Regions from separate parts of the Mus musculus genome. Here region 2 is linked to region 1. Evidence: chromatin loops called from intact Hi-C (ENCODE). Cell type or tissue: left cerebral cortex. All regions are shown on one strand. Links, peaks and the distances in the headings refer to the core of each region. The heading gives the core; the rest is flanking DNA.

Region 1 (9,687 bases), core at 1,189-9,188:
GACTACTTAGGAGAGATGGGGGCTAATTTACCTCTTTTATGGGAGCCTGGACTTGTCTCAGATAGGCATGTCCCTTGGCTTTTCACCCAGAGCTCTCCTTGTGCAGGGGATGGACTCTATATAACCCCCAACTCTGCCCCTGCTCCTTGTAGAGCCCGGCTACTTGGAGACGTGAACTAAGACGCGCGAGCATCTCTGTGGCTGGAGGACCCCTTGAGGTGGTGAGCCCTGAGAGTACCCAAGCTTCCAGGACTTACCTTGAAGGGTCAGGCCACTGGTCCACGGAGGACAGGAGAGGGCCCCGAGGGGGGAGATGACACCATCCCTTTAGCCCTCATTCCCCATCAAGAGCTAACCGTCCTCCCACCCCACCCACTTCAGCTCACCAGGAAGAGCTGGCTGCACTGGTGATGAGGGGCTAGAGATGGGTACTGCAGGTAGACGACGCGACACTGGTCTGGGCTCAGCCGAGGAGAGCAGACAGCCAGGGACTCATCCGAGAGTAGTTCTAGGCCACAGAAATATGAGTATCACATAGACCAGGGAAGACTAACAGTCAGGAAAGCACGTGCGGACGCCAGACACTTACCACACTTCCCCCCGCTCAGGTCCACATAGTACAGGGCTGACCTGGAAAGGTCAGAGAGACACTCAGCTCTATGGTCAGCTGGGCCGTAAGGGCCCTCTGGTCTGCCTGCTTTCTCACCTGCGATTGGTGCAGTAGCGGATACCTAGCCGGAAGGGTTCGTGCCACCAGCCCACAAACACCACACCCGTGTCTCCAGGGGCCCAGAAAGCCTGCAAACAAAACCACAAAGTAGGTATGAGCAAGACGTAATCGCTCAAGCAGGGGACCCCGACTCCAGAAGGGGCAAAGGCCATGTTGCTGCTGACCTGACCAGGGGACACATTTTCAGGGACGCCCTCAAGCACGGAGATGTTACCACTCTCGATATCCAGCACGCAGAGCACAGGGATGCTTTTGGAAACCATAGTTTCTCCCCAGTCTTCATAAAATACAAACTGGTCCCCCTGAGAACAGAGGACACTCAATGCCCAGGGTGCCTACAGAACCCTGACCTGCCTCCTAGACACTAGGGCCTCCCAGGTCCACCGGATGTAGGGCAGGGCTGCCCGGCAGGGCCTGTGTGGCCCGGCCACACCACAAGCACCTTGATGGCCTGGTCTGGCTTCTTCGGCCTGGCCATCTCCTCATCACTGGCACTGACGTCCAAGGCTTTGGTTTGAAAGAAGGACTCAGCTTTGGGACGCTTCTTCTCCGCCACATACAACAAGTGCGTCTCTGAGTGTGACCAGGAGAGGCAGCCAAAGCAGTCTGCATGCAGGGAGGGACGGTTAGGGGGAGCCCAATGCTATAGCTGCCCCTTCTGCCCACCCCTCCTGCTTACCAGCCAGGCGCCTCACCATCTTCATACACAGGCCCATGCTTCTCCAGTGCAGACAGGTTGAAACTCTTGAGCTTGCGGTTCTTCTCCCAGACCTGAAGATACCTGGGCATCAGGCTGCTTGCCCCTCCACAGGGCTTCACTTGTGGCACTAAGTGACCGGCTGGCTGCCACCTCATCCTTGCAAACTCACCTCCAAGAACTGTTTTTCCTCTCCCGAGACTGCACCTCCAGCCTTGCGCAGCACTGCTTTCATGGTGCCTGAAGGAGACTCTCTGCTCAGCAGCCTGAGAACAGGGGTTGCAGGTCAGGAAGGTGCCAAGTCGTCCCCCCCAACAGCCTTGTGCTGGCCCCCTTACTGGTCACAACCTCTTAGCTGAGTCTCTGTCTCTGTCTGTCTGTCTGTCTCTCTCTCCTTTCTTTATAAGCCCTTTTAGGTCTGGCGTTATAAAATCAGAATTGGCCGCACAGGAGGCTATCTCCCAGCTAACTGGGACTCTGAAATCATACCAGCCCATGAAGCACTCCCAGCCTCAAGCTGGCTGGCCTTTTTTCTCTTCCTTAGGTTACTGACTCGACTGTCTCCAGAGTCCTAGGGACCTAGGCCCTAGTTTAGAAGAAGCTCCTAGTATTTATCAGGCCATGTCTCCAGAGACCAGACAAGCTCTCAGGGGTCAGGCACCTTGCTCTTTGCTCCCCTGAAGCCACCCAAAGTTGTCCCTGAAGGGGATAGGCACAGAGCACAACACCCTAAGGACACATGGCGACATTTATGAAAGGCTAGCAAGGCAGGTGGCTGCGGTCTTGTCTACAGACTGCTCCTGTCACACTTACTCCCCCCGGGTTTCCACACTGTTGCCCGCAGGCCCGGCAAACACCACCGAGTCTCCATCATGGAACACTAGGTACTGGCGGCAGAATCGGATGTTCTCCATTCGATCCAAGTCCCTCTGAGTCCACTCTGCAAGGGAGGCAGGGGGCTGCTCAACTTGTCTGGGCCAGTTTGGACCACTGCCCACCAATCAAGGCCTATCTTTCCCAGTCTGTCTCCGGACAGCCTGAGTATAGCCTGGACAACACTTCACTTAATATAACCTAAGCCTAGGCTCCCAGAGCCTGAGCTGACGGTCAGAGAGAACCCACTACCAACCACAGAATTTTAAGGGCAACATAGCTGTTGTTGGGTTGTAGAATGTAAGGGCCGGAGAGTCCTGCGAGGCCCACACCTTGCACTCAGGTCTGAATTTTACTCCCACACCTTCAACTCATTTACGGAATTATTTATCAGTAAGGCTAGTGCAGCCCCCAAAACACCTGTGCGCAGGAACTACAGTTGGGTTTCCTCCCCAAACCCGTGTCAAGCAGCGTGCCCTCCACAGTCCCCATCTCTCCACCTGGATGCACGGCCCGTCGCCACCCAGTTCCCTCGGTCTACACACCAGTGTGCACAGTCCGATAGAGGCCCCCATACTGCGTGGTGACCTCCGGGCCCAGGCAGGCGGCGCTCAGCGAAGGCTGGCGGCTAAGGCCCCGGTACAGCGCTGCCGCCTCCTGGGGCTCACTCAGCAGCACCTGCGCAGGGGACACACCAGGGTCAGGCTCAGCCCGGGCTACGGAGGCCACGGGGGCCACGGGCCGAGCCCTCACCTGACGCTCCATAGTCGGTCTTTCGGTAGCAGCTAAGTCCCGGAAGTGAAGCTCCGGGGGCGGGGCCTAAGGCGGTCCCCAGTTTCCGCTACACTCAGTGGCGACCTGGGACCCGCAGGGCCCTGTATAAGCTCCGGCCAGTCGGCAGGGGGCGGGGCCTGGATAGTAAGAAGGCGGGGCCTACGAAGGAGCCGCCCGGAGGGGAGGAGCGGGAAACAAAAATTCAGTCGAAGACTAGGCAAGTGGGAGGCAGAATCAGGGAGTCGAGTCCTGGGATTTTTAGAGAGGGGAGGCTCCGAGGAGTGAGGGCGGACGTATAGCAGCAGAATACAGAGCCGGTGTTCAGAGACAGGGCAGGTCTGGGAGGAGTGAAGGAAGTAGGATTGGACTCCAGCCGACTGTGAGCTGAAAGCTGCGGGATCAGAGAGAAAGCCCTGAGCGTTCGAAGGGTGGGGCTTCGGAGGAACACTAATGATCCTTAAGGATGAGGGGGCGGGGGCGGGGGCGGGGACGGGTGGGAACCGAATACAGAGACTAGCGGGTCTGTGAAAGCGGAATGTTGCGGGGCGCCTCAGTCGCAGGGATCTCTTTCAGCGCTCTCCCCATCTACTGCAAGCCAGGCGATTAGGAGTGGGAAACTTAGGTTCCCGGGTGGAGCCCTGGGGCGCCGGGCAAAGGGCGGTGCTGAACTCTCTGGGTGCTACCCTGGCTTATCAATCACCAGACTTGCCCCTAAAGCTATCTGTTGCCACAGCCTTAACCCGCCCTTCTCAGAAGCTCCTTGCTGCGGATCGTGAGCCGACTGGGTCTCAACCTACTCCAAGGGCCGATGTGGAGGGTCAGACTTCACCTAAGAGCAGCGAGCGTGCTGTGGAAAGAAGAGCCTAGGCAGACAGTCTCCTGCACACGACACAGGACTAGGTTGACTTAGGTGACAGCAGAGAGCAAGAGTGGTTGGGCAACAGTAGGTATCTCCCCCTCCTCCATATAGCTTGAGAGTGGCTGGTCTTTTAGACCAGCTATGGGCCCCCTTGAATGAGTGCTTTCTTTCTTACTTGAGGCAAAATTGATACTCTTTAATCTCTGTTTCTTATTTTCTAGTGCTGCTTAACTTATATTTGTTTAGTTTCTCTACGTAGTTCTGGCCTCAAACTCACAGAGACCCACCTATCTCTGTCTCCCAAGAGCTGGGATTAAATGTGTGGGCTATGATATCCAGCTTGAACTATTCTTGACTATACTAAGGATTAAAGTCTCAGCCATGGGGGACTGGGGGGGGGGGGGGAGTTTCGAACAAGGTAGGCAGATGTAAAGCTTGTTTGATAGCACCAGGGGGCAGCACTTGCCCATCTAGCTCCTGGGAACCAGGATCCTGAAAACTGTCTGGTGGCTTAGGACAAGCCTTTGCACCTTCCTGGAGGGTCATGTTTGAATGGCTTGGTGTTGACTCCGCCTCAATTGTGCCAACATTTCTGAAATTTTGCTCTTTCTCATTTTTTTCTTTAATCGTGGAGAATACTGTCACAAACGTTGGCATCTACCTGTTTGGCTAAGTGTTCCCACTTCAGAAATCACCCCGAGACTGTCTGAAGGTTGTTTATATCAAGTCCTTTTATTCTGATACCACAGAAATACCTTGTCACAGTACAGGGGAGGGACACTGAAGTACCACGAGTTCTCACAGAGCACAGGAGGACGGCACACAATTCACAAGGTCATGTGGAGGACTCGGGTCATTGCACTTACAATGTAAACTTGTTTGTTTGACTTTGTACAGCACTCTCCCCCCTCACAGAGAGAAGGAGAGAGAGGGGAGGAGGAGGGGAGGGAAAGCAAAAACAAGACATAGAAGCTAGAGGGAGAAAATGTAGATGGCCACCACTCTCTAGGGTACCACACTTGAGAGGAATTGATTTGACCCCAGAGGCTGAATGAGACTCGTGCACACACGCACAAACACACACACACACTCACACATACATACATACATACACACACACACACACACACACACACACTCATGTACATGTGCTTACACATACAGTATCTCATGACTTCTATGGCTCTCCAGTGCCACCCGGTGCACATGGTAGCAGGGTGCTGGCACCCAGGGAGACAGAGATGGCATCTCCAGAGAGTTTCATTTGATTATATATGTCCCTCCGGCCCTGATGGAGTCCATGATGACACATTATTTACAGCAAGGGAGGAGAAGGGCTATTGGGCAGGACTGTACTCTCACGGACAAGGACCTGCCTGGAAAACTCCCCAGAGGCTCCAGCATACAGACCAGAATTGCTGCCCTGGCTGTTCTTTCAGTGTGGGCCCTGAGACTGTTCACCCTGCCCAAAGAACAGGAAGAAGATGGTGCGAGGACCATCCCTATGAAGTGAGTGTGTTGAGGCCTTGCGTGGGCAGAGGAGGGTGCCCTTGCTTATGACACTAAGAGGGGAGAAAATGGAGGTCTGGGCTCTACACAGAGTCAACATAAGGGCCAGGGATACCTATGGCCTAGAAGACTCCTGCAGTCATATTCACAGAAGGGCAAAGATCTGTCCTGTGGGCACAGCCAGGGATAGAGTAGCAGATATCAGAAATGTCAGAAAAGAAATGTGCTGTAAAGTTAATACTTTAGAGCCTAGGGGTCAGCCAGAGACTGACCCGTGGACACCCTGCCTGCCCTCATCCCCTAGTCTAGCCCCTTGACTCTGAGAGGAAAGGAATACAGTCATGGTCCCAGGTATCTAGACCCTGGGCACATCCTGTACACACCTGGGCCTGGGAGTTCCTCAAAGAGGGCCTTCTTCAGCCCTTTTAGCGATGGCCCCATATAGCCCAAGTTTGATCTCTGAGATATTCCATAGTGTGAAGAAAGCTAAATCCCGGGAACTCGGGCTCTTAAGTCCAACACAGCTTGAAGTGTCCCAACCACAGCTGCCGATGGTGGGACAGGATCCCACACTAAAGGATTTATAAGCCTTGTAAAAATGCATGAGAAACGTGAACCCCTGAGAAATGCATGGTATACACCAAAGCTCTCTGGAGGCAGGCCAGACTTTAGGGGTCAGGCAGGTACTGTCTGCCCTACTCCTGGGCCAGTGAGGGAGATGCTGACAACAGTGTGATACTTATGCCTCAGAGGAGGCAAGTCCTGGGGCAGATGTGGAGAGGGTTACACCAACCCTTCAGTAAGTTTTGCTCTTGAGAGACCTTCTGGGCTCAGTTTGAAGCTGTTATTTATGTGAACAGTTTTTTCCTGAATGATATTTTCAGCCATAGCCAGCTCCTTCTGGGTACCTTATGACCCCTGGCTCCACTCCAGATAGATCTCTTGGCTCACAATCCTTTAAGCTTCTTCATCACAAAGGAGAGACATAGAGCAGAGTCAGTCAAGATCTGGGAATCATAGGGCACAGCCAGGATCCCTTGGCTTCTGCCTCTCCACAGATGTGCCCCAAGCTTTGCCCTTGAGCAGTACCCCACTGGGAAGATGTGACCAGTTTCTTTTGGCTCAGGCCTGGGATAGGAGGAAAAATGATATACAAGTAGAAATCCTACAGCAAACCCACAGAATGTCCATACACATGCATCCTGTGCGGGCTCCCCTCTCTGTCTAGTCTAAGGTTTGTTTTTATCTGCTATTGTACACAGATAAAAACTGCAAGGTGTCTGGGGCCTCACTGCCTGCTCCCTGGCCTGGCAAATGTAGGCAGTTCTGGCAGGTCTTTACTAGCGTGTCCCAAAGTCAGGGAGAAGCGCTCCTAAAGGAGAGGTTTGGAGGCGAAAAGAACTCCAAGCAAGAGGTCGGGCATTTAAAATGAATGAAATCGTGCAAAGAAGCTTCGAGCCGTGCATGCTCCAGTGCCAGACAGGCGGCGACTCACCTGGCAAGCAGCGAGTCCTGCCACAGGTCAAACATGCCACAGACTTAAAATTTACACATGCACACCTGCACACGCGCATACACACACACACACACACACACACGCACGCACGCACGCACGCACGCACACACGCACTCACGCTCTCCATTTCTCTCTCACACACACAGAATGTGGGGACAAGGATTGGGTTGGGGTGATGGTATGAGCAGATAGAGCTATCCAGTTTCTCAACTGCATGTTTGCAATTAACTCCTTATATGTAACACGGAATTTATTAAATATTAACAGTTGTCTTTGAGGGTTTATATTTCATTGCATAGAACATTAGAGATGAGACTTGTGGCTGGGCCCGAGATGAAGGGAGGCCTCCCAGGGAAGGGCTTTGGGGAGGCATGTAGCCCAGTCCACGAGGTGAATGGACGGTGTTATACTCCCCTTACCTCACAGGTCTCTGAAGCTCTCCCTTGGCTCCTCTGCTCTGAGCACACCCACTGCTGATGGCTTAAGAAGACAGTAAACAGGCGGGCTGAGGAGCCTCCCTAGACCTCGCCCTGGGTTTGTGCTCTTGGTGGCCTGCTGCCCGCTATTGCTTCTAAATCAACGTTTCTCCCTGTGCTGAGCAGGGGCAGAGCAGAGAGGAAACCAAACCATCAGTCACGAGGTTGCGGGGTGGGGGTGGGGTGGGGGAGAGACAAAGGGATAAAAGCAAAGAAAAGAAAGGGAGAGAAAGAAAAATAAAACAACAACAACAAAAAAATGTTCATGAGGTATACATGTAAATCAAACTGGAATGATTAAGGCTGTTCCTGAAATCAAAAGAAATCCTCAGGTGTAGAGATGAGGAGCCGAGGAGCCGGCTGGTCGAGACAATGGCGGTGCTGCTGGGGTGCTCACAATGGCTGGGGGGATGGCTTTAAGGTGATGGCAGGCATGCCTAGTTACGCTGCCATCCACGGGCTGGGAGAAGCCTCAGCCGGTGCCCACGCTGCGTTTCGGTGCTATGGCCTCTTGTTTCAGCGATGAGACAGTGTTAGGGTCCTAATGTTTGTAAAGTTCTCCCAAACCCATGCTGGCCATGTGGACGTCTGCTCCAGTGTCACCCCCAGAGCAGGGTGACGAGGGCAAGGCCTTATGGCCACACAGGGATCCGGGCCAGCTGGAATGTGAAGGAATCGGAGCCCAGGGCCCCAGCCCTCAGTCAAAGCCCCTCTCCAAGGCTGTGGAAAAAACTTCTGGCATCTTAGAGGAGGGCAGTGTGCACCCAAACTCTGTGTATAACGCATTGGAAGCCTGGTGGCCAGGCCACAGGAGGCTGCGGGAAGAGCAGCAGACAGCAACAGCAGCAACCGCGTTCTGGTGAGGAGGGCTCCTCGCTCCCAAGGACGGCTGGCCTGAGTAAGGCAGGGTCTCTTGAAAGACATGAAAGGTCCCCCAAGCCAATGGTCCCATTGGTCCGGCAGATGCTTCACCTAGGTCGCTGCTGTGAGAACACATGTCATTCTCATGCTTGGTTGAGGCCTGCCTGCTGGGGCCCGCCTGCTGGGAATCTTTGGGCCAAAGGTTTGCCAGCTTGTAGATGCTTTGAAAAGAGAAGGAGAGAGGGAGAGAAGGAAGAAGGGTTTGTTGTTGTGAACCCTGGTCATAGTTTGCCACCCTCCTTACATTGCTCCTAGGCACTGCCATGTGATGGCCAGTTTCTGCTTCACCCAGAAGATTGCATTCCGTCAAGGCATAGAGAGGTTAGCATCTGCGCAGGTTAAAGACTGATCGGGAGAAGGGAGAGCCAGACCTCCAGGAAAAGACCTCCCTTCTTCCTGTGCCATTTGAGACAGCAGGGCTTCATTACATCACCCAAAGTGACACCAGAGCGACCCTCTAGTCACTTAGCCTACGGCACAGGCATGTGCCGTGTCCAACTTCTTTTATGATTGTGTGTATATATTATATGATTGTGTATATATATTACATGATTGTGTGTATATATTATATGATTGTGTGTGTATATATTATATGATTGTGTGTATATATTATATGATTGTGTGTATATGTTATATGATTGTGTGTATATATTATATGATTGTGTGTATATATTATATGATTGTGTGTATATGTTATATGATTGTGTGTATATATTATATGATTATGTGTATATATTATATGATTGTGTGTATATGTTATATGATTGTGTGTATATGTTATATGATTGTGTGTATATATTATATGATTGTGTGTATATATTATATGATTGTGTGTATATATTATATGATTGTGTGTATATATTATATGATTGTGTGTATATATACACCTGCACGTGGGGGTCAGAGGGTAAAGCGCAGGAGGTGGTTCTCCCTTCCACCATTTGGAGTCTAGGATTTAAACTCGGACTTTCAGGCTTTGGCAACAAACACCTTTAACCACTGAGCCATCTTGCTGGCCCTTTGACATTTATTTTGTAAGTGTATAGGAAGCCAGGTATGACAGTGGACACCCATAACCCTAGCCTTAAGTAATGGAGGGAGGAAACTCACTACAAGTTCACGGTTAGCTTGATCTCTATATATTGAGTTACAGATCGGTCAGTCCTACAAATGAGACCCAGTCTCAAAAAACAAACAAACAAAACCAAGAAGAGTGAGGGAGATGGGGTTTTGTTTCAAAAGACAAACATCTCCTAGCTCATGTCTGAAACTGACATGAAGGACACCAGGAGAGGGACATATGGAGCAGCTTTGACCACCTAGCCCAAATGT
Region 2 (9,687 bases), core at 925-8,924, 87 kb after region 1:
GAGCACCTGCTGCTCTTGTGAGTGCAGCCCCTGCAGACCCAGAGACTGGGCTACCTAAGGAAAGGCCAGCAGGGAAAGAGCAGGGCTGCACAGTGATTCCTCTGCAATGCACAGGGGGCTGTGGCCAGGGTAAAGGGGCGCTGGCCTCTCCAATCCGACTTTGACTCTCCCTCTCTCCTCAGCTGGCAACTCACCAAACATCAGCTAGCAAGGCCTTGGCTGTGAAACTCTAACACTGGCCACTCAAGGTCAGATGTGGGGCTCGAGAATGTGGGCTCACAAGGACGCAGGAGAGGGATATGCCCTCAGAGGATGACTCCTGAAACAAACACTGCCTTAATTCTTACCCTCGTTCTCCAGTGGAACATAGGATCCAAAAACCTCACTAGGTTGCAAAGAATCTCCAGGCATACAGAGAGCAGACATGGCAGGACCTACACAGGCTCCCGCAGATGCACACCTGGGCTCCACGTTTCCAAATGGGAGTCACTCAGCCTTCGTGCAGAGATGGCCTGCAAGAGGCTAGACAGCCATGGGGATAGCTTCCATGAAGATCTCAGAAAGGCAGAGGAAGATTTTCTGCTGCTGGCATGAGTGAAGGCTCTGATCTTCAGACTGTCATTCATAAGCCATGTCACGTGCTAAGCCAGGGCCCTGGTCTCCGAGTCTCCCTGTCTTTAGAGTACTGAGCCTTGGGCACACCAGCCTAGGTAGGCAACTGTCCCCACGACAGCCAAAGGAGCTGAAAGTCTCAAAGTCAGAGAAGACCAGACTGAGGAATTGTGAGAACATGGCAGGTAGGGAGGCTCATAACAGATACCTGTGAAACCTCTGAGCCGAGGACCAGCCAACAAGAAATATAAGGAAATCCACTTCAAGTAACCAGAAACAGGAGTTTCCTAACAGAGGAGTCTGCTGAGAAAGACCAAAGACTGCTGACTACTTTCGCGTTCATACGAGGGCAGAGCTCTGCCCGGGAGATAACAGCAGCCATTCTAGCATCTGTTAGGGCTGGGCTAGGGGCAGACACACATTATCTGCTGAAGCCAAGCCATATTCTCAAAGGACCACCCTCACGTACTGACCTTGACACTGAGAGAGTCTGGCCTAAGCCCACAGAGGCCTAGGGCAGCTCTTCCCGCTAAAATGAAGGTGTCAACTCCACCGTCCAACTGCATGAGTGCAGTAGACCAAACTAGCCTCTTCTGGGCTCGCCTTCCCTTGTGCCAACCTCCCCCCTCACAGTTTTGCCCAACTCCAGCTCCCTCTGGCAATCATAGGCACATAGACCATTGCCTATGGGGAGAGAGATGCTCAGAAGGTGAGGGGGCCCAGAGCAGGGAACGGTGAGCCCACAGCAGGCTCTGCTGGCCTAGGTTTCGCTTGCATCGCTGGCTACCCCAGTGCATGGAGGCCAGTGACTTTCCAAGCAGCCACCTGTAGGGAAAGTGCCATCGACCTGGCTCCAGGCTTGACTTCCTTTGTCCATTCTAGGAAGTTTCTAGAACATAGTAAATGAGCCACCCTCTATTTACAGCTGCTTTTAATTCCCCTGATGGAAACACATTGTGCTTTTTATTTATCATCTTGTTTTGCCTGAGACAGGTTCTCATTCTGTATCTCAGGCTGATATACTATTTAACAAACACATGCTGGCCCGGAAGGCAGCGTGACCCTCCTACCTCAGCCTCCTGGATGCTGGGATTACAGGTGTGAGCCCCATGGCCAGTTTGTGACCTTGACTTCTCAGTGGGGCTGAAGAACAATGGAAATCATCCCCTCCCTTTTTATTCATCTCATAGAGGTCAAATGTCAAGGGTGAATGGGGCTTTGGAAATTATCCGGTAAACCCTTCATTTTAGGGATGATGAAACTGAAAACTTAAGGGCCTGGGAGTGGGTCAGTGGCGGAGCCCTTACCAAGCATGAGCCTCAGAAGCTCAAAAATAAACCAAGAATATCCTAAAGATCTCCTCGGTGTGTGTACTCAGTGTGGCGTCTGGGGCAACATCAAATGATCAAAACCTGGCTTTCTGATCGGCATTCAGGAGGCCCACTCTTCCGCACCCCACACTGTCCTTTATCCAAATGTCCTACTTCCTGATCCTTTTGCCTCCCCACAGCCCTCCCCATCCTCTTGCTAAATTTTCCATCTTCTCTGAGCAGGAGGAAGGGAAATGACACGGCTCTCCAGCTGTGCTCAGTGTAAGGCATTTTGGTTTGCTAACGTCTGCTTGCTAGCTGTTCTGAAACGCTCATCTTAGGTCTTTGGAGCTCCCAACAGAATAAGCTAATGTTTTGAATGTGTTTTGTAAGCTGTAAAGCACTATACAAATATATGTTCTACTATTTTAGGATATGGAATAATACAATCCCTTCAAATCGTGCTTTTGATTATCCTACCTCCGTGAGACAAAGAGAAGCAGAGGTGAGAAGGACAAGAAGGAAGAGGAAAGAGAGGGTAGAGATCTGGACATGTCTGTCTGTCCCTCCTCAGACCACAAGTCCATGGAGGGCGGAGCGCACTCATTCTATGCTATTTCTTCTGTTCTCACGGCTCACCAAGCATAGGCTCGAGTGGTTCCTTTAAAACCCTACTCTAGGCGAGGTGCTCATGATCCCACCACTCAGAAGGCTTAGGCAGGAAGACTAAAACCGAGTCTGGGCTACACAGTGAGACACTGACAAACGAAACAACGCTGAGGTGGACATGTAGCCCAGATGTAGAGCATCCACCCGGTGTGCTTGAAGCCGTGGGTTCGATTCTCAGCACTGCATAGAATGGCATGGTGGTGCATGCATGGGGTCCTAGCACTCTGGGGGTAGAGGTGGAAGATCACAACTCCAAAATTATCCTCAGCTACAAGGGGAGCTTGAGGTCACCCTGAGCTACCTGAGATCCTGTCTCAAACAAGAAAACATTTCCTTGTGGACTGAGGATGTAGCTCAGCAGCAGAGCATTTGCCTGGGATATATGAAGCCCTGGGTTCAATTACCAGCATCAAAATATGTAAGTAATAAGTTTTAAGTTAAAAAAACCATTTCTATTTCACTGAAGAAAAAAAAAAACCCAAGGGTTCCCACATATAAAATATACAGAAGAGGAGAGTGCAGAGACTTTGGCCAAGAGATAAACAACTCTAAGTTAGACAGGAAAAATAAATTAATAACAACATTATACTCTTGAAAAAGCACTGAGCAGATTTCAACTCTTTTTCACCACAAGAAAATAAGTATGTGAGTGACTAAACACACTATTTTTCTATGTTTTAAAGCATCACGTGGTATATAATAAATACTGTTAAAAGCCTGGTATAATGGCACATACCTAGAGGAGGAGGAAGCAAAGGGGAGGGTCACAAGTTCAAGGCCAGTGTGGGCCACATGGGACCTCGCTCCCACCCCACCCTCCAAAAACCTTTAGGCTCAGGGAGTAAAGTGCTTGCCACAGAAACATGACCTCCATTTGAAGCCCAAGAACAAACAAAACGCCAGATGTGGTGGTAGGTGTCTGTAATTGTGGTGGTCCTACAACGAGAAGGGGGCTGACCCGACTTAGATGGCCATGGACAGGAATGGTCCAGGCTACTTCCTGTTTTTCCAGAGGAGCAGAGTTTGATTTTTAGCATCCATGTTGGGCAGCAGCTTACAACTTGTATAACTGCAGCTCCGGGGGTGTCCATGCCTCCTGCCTCCTCAGGCGCTGACATTCACAAATCCTCATACAGACACATGCATACACATAAGTAAAACCAAAGTATTTTTAAAAAGGTCAAGAGAGCTGGATATAATGGCGCAAACCTTTATTACCAGGACTCAGGAGGCAGAGGCAGGCAGATCTGAGTTCAAGGCCAACCTGGTCTACACAGAAAGTTTCTAAGACTCCCCGGGCTATACAGAGACCCCGTCTCAAAAAGATAAGATAAAAGGGTATGTAGGACTACCATGACTGCTCAGTGGTTAAGAGCACTGGCTGCTCTTCCAGAGGACCAGGGTCCAATTCCCAAAACCCACATGGCAGCTCACAACCATCTATAACTCCAGTCCCAAGGGACCCAATGTCCTTTCTGGTCTTAGTGGCACCAGACATACACATGTTGCATAGACTCACATGCAAGCAAGCACCCATATGCATAAAATAAAATAATTTTAAGAAATTTAAAGAGAGGGAGAGACCTTGCCTCAAAGTGGTAGGTAAGGTCTAACATCTGTGGCTTTCCTCTTTTCTAAATATGTACCACCCAATGCTCTCTCTCTTCCCGCTGTCTCTGTTTTCTGTCTGTCTATCCCTGTCTGCCTGTCTCTGTCTCTGTCTCTCTCTCTCTCTCTCTCTCTCTCTCTCTCTCTCACACACACACACACACACACACACACACACACACACACAGGCACATGCACAGGCACACATACAGGTAGTCCCTTGCTAACCCCCACATACACAGCAATACACCAATGTGACTACTGAAGAGTGTCCTTATCTTCCCTCTTTTCCAAATCACCCACATTTCTGCAGTAATTATTCAGCATCCTTGTGAGAGTTGTTTCCTCCCTAGGCCAGCGTCACTCGCGGGTAGGACAGACTTCTCAGGAGCTCCTAGACAAGCCGTTAGAGCCCTTTGATCCCCTCTGTATGTGAGACTGGGTCTCAGAAACCACTCCCACTTCCTTGCAGAGTCTTCACCCTTGGCTCTGACATCAGAACCACCTGCTCTGGGCCAGGCTTCTGCAGGCACTTCTGGACTTGAGCCTGAAAAGGACTTAAAAGGTTCTAGGGTGCCTCTAAGTAATTTTCTTGTTAGAAAGAAGTGAGAGTCAGTCAGCAGGTAAAGCCTCTTCTTGATCAGAGCTCTCATTAGAACCGTGGGTGCATAAAAGCAAAGCTGGGAAGGAAACATCCTAACACCCTGCTGGGCCCCAGAATGCAATTCGGATGAGCGAAGGAGCATGCGCAATGGCCTCAGCCGCTCAGTCCTAAGTAGAAGTGAGATAGGGAGAATAATGCCGCGGGAATGAGCTGAGGATAGTGGTCAAGCATCACTTGCCTAGGCTGGCATGCACACAGCCTTGGGTTTAACTCCCAGAACCACACACACACACACACACACACACACACACACACAAGACAGAAAAACCAGCAGACACCCACCCACTAAAGGTCCGGCCTGACAGGAGGGAACCACAGAGGGCAGAGCGCCAGAATTCCAGCTTCCCTACCACAGGGAGCCACAGGCCACGGTCCCAACTATAGCCAACCGCCCCATGGTGCTTCTACGCGAAGATGGCAGATGGTCCCTTAGGAGCAGAACTTGGGCAAGTCCCTGAGTTTGGTGCTGCTACCGACATGACATGCTTCTGGCAACGGGAGGACTGAGGCCGGAGGCCCCACAGCTAGACTTGTTCATCAAGCCTCACTCATATCCCGAAGTGGCCCTCAGCCACTGCTGCAAGCATGCAGGCCTCGGTCGCCGTTGTAGTTTTCAAACAGTTCCGGGGCAGGAAGGACAAAGATGCCAGGACAGATGGGGCCTGCAGGGTTTGCACGGCATGGCAGGGCAAGAGAGAAATAAAAAACCTAGCCGACTGTCGGCGATGAAGCAGCCACTCAGTAACCACGGTGAGACCCAATGTGACGGCACGATCAGCCCCAGCTCAACAGGACAGACCATGGGCTCCCGGAGCGAGACCAGTGAGCTGAGGATTGCTTGAACCCCTCAAACCTAGCTCCTAGCAGCTTCTTATTTCGGATATACAGAGGGCTCACGTGAGCTGGGGTCAAAGGGCAGGACTCTGAAAGCGTTGGCTTCTTAAACTCAGTGCCAACCCAAATCAGGAAAATTTCAGAGACAGAAGAAAAAGTGACCCAGTACATTGTTCTTTGGCTCCCAAATTAGTCCAAAGCCTGGCTCTATTTTTAGCGACTTCCTCCTCTCTCCATATCTGAATCCTTCAACAAATCCCTTCTTCTAACGGTAGAATTTCAGCCCGGCGTGGTAGCACATGCCGCTCTGCACTTTGGAGGCTAAGGCAGGAGGATTGAGAGTTTGAGGCCACCCTGGGCTAAGTATGTTTAAGATCAACATAGCAAGTCATGGTCTCAAAAATAACAAAATGAATGAAGTCTGGGCTTGTGACATACAATTCAGTGGTAGGGCATTTGTCTAGCATGTATGACGCTTCAGGGTTTGAAATCCAGCACTATGAATTAATAATAATAATAATAATAATAATAATAAAGCATGGATTAGAATAGAGTCTAAATATAATATTATAATATCCAATTTTTCAGGAAAACTTTAGCCAAGATACATCTTAAATGACATCATAAGAATGCAATTAGCTCAGTCTAGAATATGAAGGATCAAAGAACAAATGACTCAGAGATGTAATACATAAATTACAGAACGAACAACTTCAGAGACAGTCTATCAATTTAAAGGGACTAGATTTACCTTATATATCACAATTTGTGCAAACCAACTGCCAAAATCTATAACACGATCAGAAGACAGACCCACATCCAAATGATCCCTGAGATTAAGGAGAGATTGTTGGAGGGCTGGAGAGACAGCTCAGCAGTTAACGTCGTGTACTGTGCTTGCAGGGGACCCAGGTTCAGTTCTCGTCTCCCATGTTGAGTGGCTCCTACTACCTATACCCAGCTTGAGAGAGAGCCAGTCTTTCTGGCCTCTTCGGTCACTTGCACTCAGATGCATATTCACGCACAGAGACACACAAATGCACATAATTAAAAATAAATCTTTTTTTTTTAAAGAACAGGCTGTATGTTTAGCTGAAGACAGGGTGCCTGGCCAGCATTTCTGAGGCCCTGGGTTTGATTCCTAGCATACCTTCCCTGGGAGGAAAGAAATACCTACTCAGCTATGATGGTGTCGTCATGGTTACGTTTATTCAGAGCTCATTTCTTGGAAGGATACAGTGAGATGCTGCTGATGGGATGTAGGACTGTTGGAATTTGTCTCAGTGAGAAGGGAGGTAAAGGAAACGTGATTGGCTGAGTTGAGCGTGCCTGTATCCACGTAATTGGAACATGAGGCTTTAGTGGACAATCCTCTCTGTTGTTACATATGCTGAAGTGTTCCATAGTCATCGTGTTTTGTTTGTTTGTTTGTTTGTTTGCTCACTTGCTTGCTTGTTTAAATAGCCTGTCTTCTCCTAATATCTCCACTAGAAAAAAGAATTTTTAACTCAGAGCCAGGCTTGGTCACTCACACCTGTCGTCCCAGCTCTTGTAAAGCAGAGGCAGGTGGGGCAGCCCTAGTCCAAGTCCACCCTGGGTTATGTATGTGGTGAATTCCAGGCTAGCTAGGCTGCAAAATAAGACTCTGTCTCCAAAATAGAAAAAAAAAAAAAAAAAGCAAGCCACTGACAGCATCCTGACAGCCCCACTGGTGCTGGGGACAATGTCACAAAGCTGCCCTCTCCAGGTAAGATTGACAATGTCACTATTCTAAAGGAAGGTCACTTCAATTCATACCTGTACTCCCAGAAAACTCAGCCACTGGGGCCAGACAAGGCTTCTAAATGACAAATGACGGTTATTTCCAAATCTGGCAATTCCACCTATCGCTCTGCCTTCACAGGTTCACTGTAGACTGCTAGTCCACGGCTATCAGCTAATGCGGGGGACCTGGATTCAGACACTGTGCCTGATGAATCCGTTTTGAGAAAAGAACTCCACGTGGTTCGTGGGCACTCTCACCTTCCAGCAAATGATAAGGGTTCCTGTCATGTTTGCCTCAAGACTTCTCCATGTCGTATGAACTAAAAGGGAACTGTGGCTTTTGATGGGCATTTAGAGAGAGATGTCTCAGCTGGCTTGTCCCTGTCTCTCTCCGAGTCTCTTGCATTCAGTCTCTTTGCTCACTGTCTCTGCCAAGGTAGACCACATTCCTCTTCCCGCCCCTACCCCTGAATTCCAGTGATTTTCCCATAATGTTTTGTGTGTCTCTCTCCCTTGAAACCTAAATGTGTCTTTCTAATCTTCCTACTTGAAAACCCTTCCATATGTAGACACTAGGCTGCCCAGTCTTTCCTTGAGATTATCCACGATGTGACTCTTCAAGAGGGACCTAACCAACCAGACTGAGTGCTAGTGGGTAGGGACCTAATGGGTTTTCTTCCATACTGTCCATGTAGCCAAATCCAGTACTTGTTCTCAGTAGCTAAGATACCTCAGCTAATTTATTGAAGATCAATTTGCACATGACAAAACATTTACACGTTCTTTCAGCTGATGTGGGCGAGATGATGTGGGCGAGATGTGTGGGCTGCCACGGATTTATGTGGGCCCTTTGTGCAATTTTAAAGCAGTTGCTTAAAATTTATTTGTGTGTGTGAATGTGCCTAAATCTACGTACACAGTTGGGGGAGGGGGTGTGTTCACCTGTGTCCATACAGGGAGATGCCAAAGGAAGGTCTCGAGGGTCCTCTTCAACATTCTCCACTCGCCCCCTTTGAAGCTGGGGCTCTCTTCTCAGAGCGGCTGGAAGCCAGCAAGTCTCACTGATCCTCTCATCCTGCCTGCTCAGCACTGGGGGATGCAGGTTTTCATGAGATGCCCAGTTATTTGAAGCTCAGGTCCTCATGATTGTGTAGCAAGCTCTCTTCACCACGGAACCATCTCTCCCTCCCTGCTTCGTGTAAGGATTTTTAAGTTGTATTTTTATGTGTATGAGTGTTTTGCATGTATGTCTATGCATTATATGTATGCCTGGTGTCCATAGAGGCCAGAAGCAAGTGTCAGATCCCCTGGAACTGAAGGTTATGGATGGCTGCCACCCAACATGTGGATGTCAGGGATTGACTCCAGGTCCTCTAAAAGAGTAGTCAGTGCTCTTAACTGTTGAACCATCTCTCCAGTACTCAATGAGCAGGTTTTTGTTCTGTTTTGTGGTGGTACTGGGACTTGAACTCAGGGCCTTATAGGTGCTGACTAAGCACTCTGCCACAGTACTACCTCCCAGCTCCTTACTTTCTCAGGTTCTTACAAGGTCTGGCCTTAACCTGGTGGTATGTCATGGATACATGCACAGGTAAAATTGCATCATCTATGCCCTTGCTGCACATTGATACATCACTATAAATGACTGAGTGAGTGAGTGAGTGAGTGAATGAGTGAATGAATGAATGAATGAAGCTTGTTCCTTCCTCTGACAGGATGCAGCCCCTACCAAGTCACTTAGCTTAGAAAGCAGAGTCTGAGACAGAGATCAGCTTCCTTCCAATCTGTCTCCTTAGGAAAAGCAGAGCTGATAGAACTATATGAGGTGAACCTGAGACCAGACACAGAAAATCCTTCCTTGTGAAGCTATGCAGTGCCCAAGGCTCTGCCATCGTCCCTGGAGGCCCAGAGACAGCATCACTATGGGTGTGGCAGCACCTATGCTTACTGAATTCAAGTCAGGCTCTTCAGCCTTGAACGCTGAAGCCGCCCCCTCACAGAGCCCGAGTCAGCTCAGCAGGAGGATGAAAAGAACGAACTCAGCTTGAGGTGACAGGAGGTGCTGTGGCAATCGGAGAGAAGCAGGATTCCACTCCCTAAGAACCTCACTTCTCTTCCCCTATGGGGTTAGAAAATTCATCACACCTTCTTTTGGCCCCTTCCCCTATACTATAAGGTTTCTGGCTGCTATAAAATTCAAGGCCTTGTTGGAAACAAATATATCCC

The links. Hi-C counts contacts between places; a loop is a spot of excess contacts. Peaks named below come from ENCODE experiments on the same cell type or tissue, not always from the same donor. Only the 100,000 strongest peaks of a DNase experiment are listed, where the experiment ranks them.
Region 2: a loop joins it to region 1, with 3 times the contacts of the local background. A loop is called at or near these places in 8 of 42 quality-filtered maps.

The regions. Positions count from the first base shown.
Region 1 is chr9:108,091,382-108,101,068 of GRCm38, forward strand. It overlaps Apeh (acylpeptide hydrolase), which reads right to left and starts at 3,099. Exons shown (of 22, transcript NM_146226.2): 1 at 3,054-3,099; 2 at 2,846-2,978; 3 at 2,241-2,367; 4 at 1,600-1,693; 5 at 1,426-1,501; 6 at 1,173-1,336; 7 at 895-1,032; 8 at 707-798; 9 at 590-630; 10 at 387-508. The coding sequence starts at 3,065. Bsn (bassoon) reads right to left here. Exons shown (of 12, transcript NM_007567.2): 12 at 4,641-8,516. In left cerebral cortex, for the core only: CTCF peaks have their summits at 3,180 and 4,403 (motif pointing right); DNase peaks (open chromatin) are centred at 3,217, 3,606, 3,838 and 4,429; H3K4me3 peaks cover 1,732 bases; H3K27ac peaks cover 1,646 bases.
Region 2 is chr9:108,178,364-108,188,050 of GRCm38, forward strand. All of the region lies in intron 1 of Bsn (bassoon), which reads right to left. Among named protein-coding and RNA genes, the nearest start is that of Bsn, 7.2 kb to the right of the region's middle. In left cerebral cortex, for the core only: no CTCF peak of the experiment used is centred there; DNase peaks (open chromatin) are centred at 2,154, 3,670, 5,590, 5,881 and 1 more place; H3K4me3 peaks cover 3,383 bases; H3K27ac peaks cover 6,909 bases.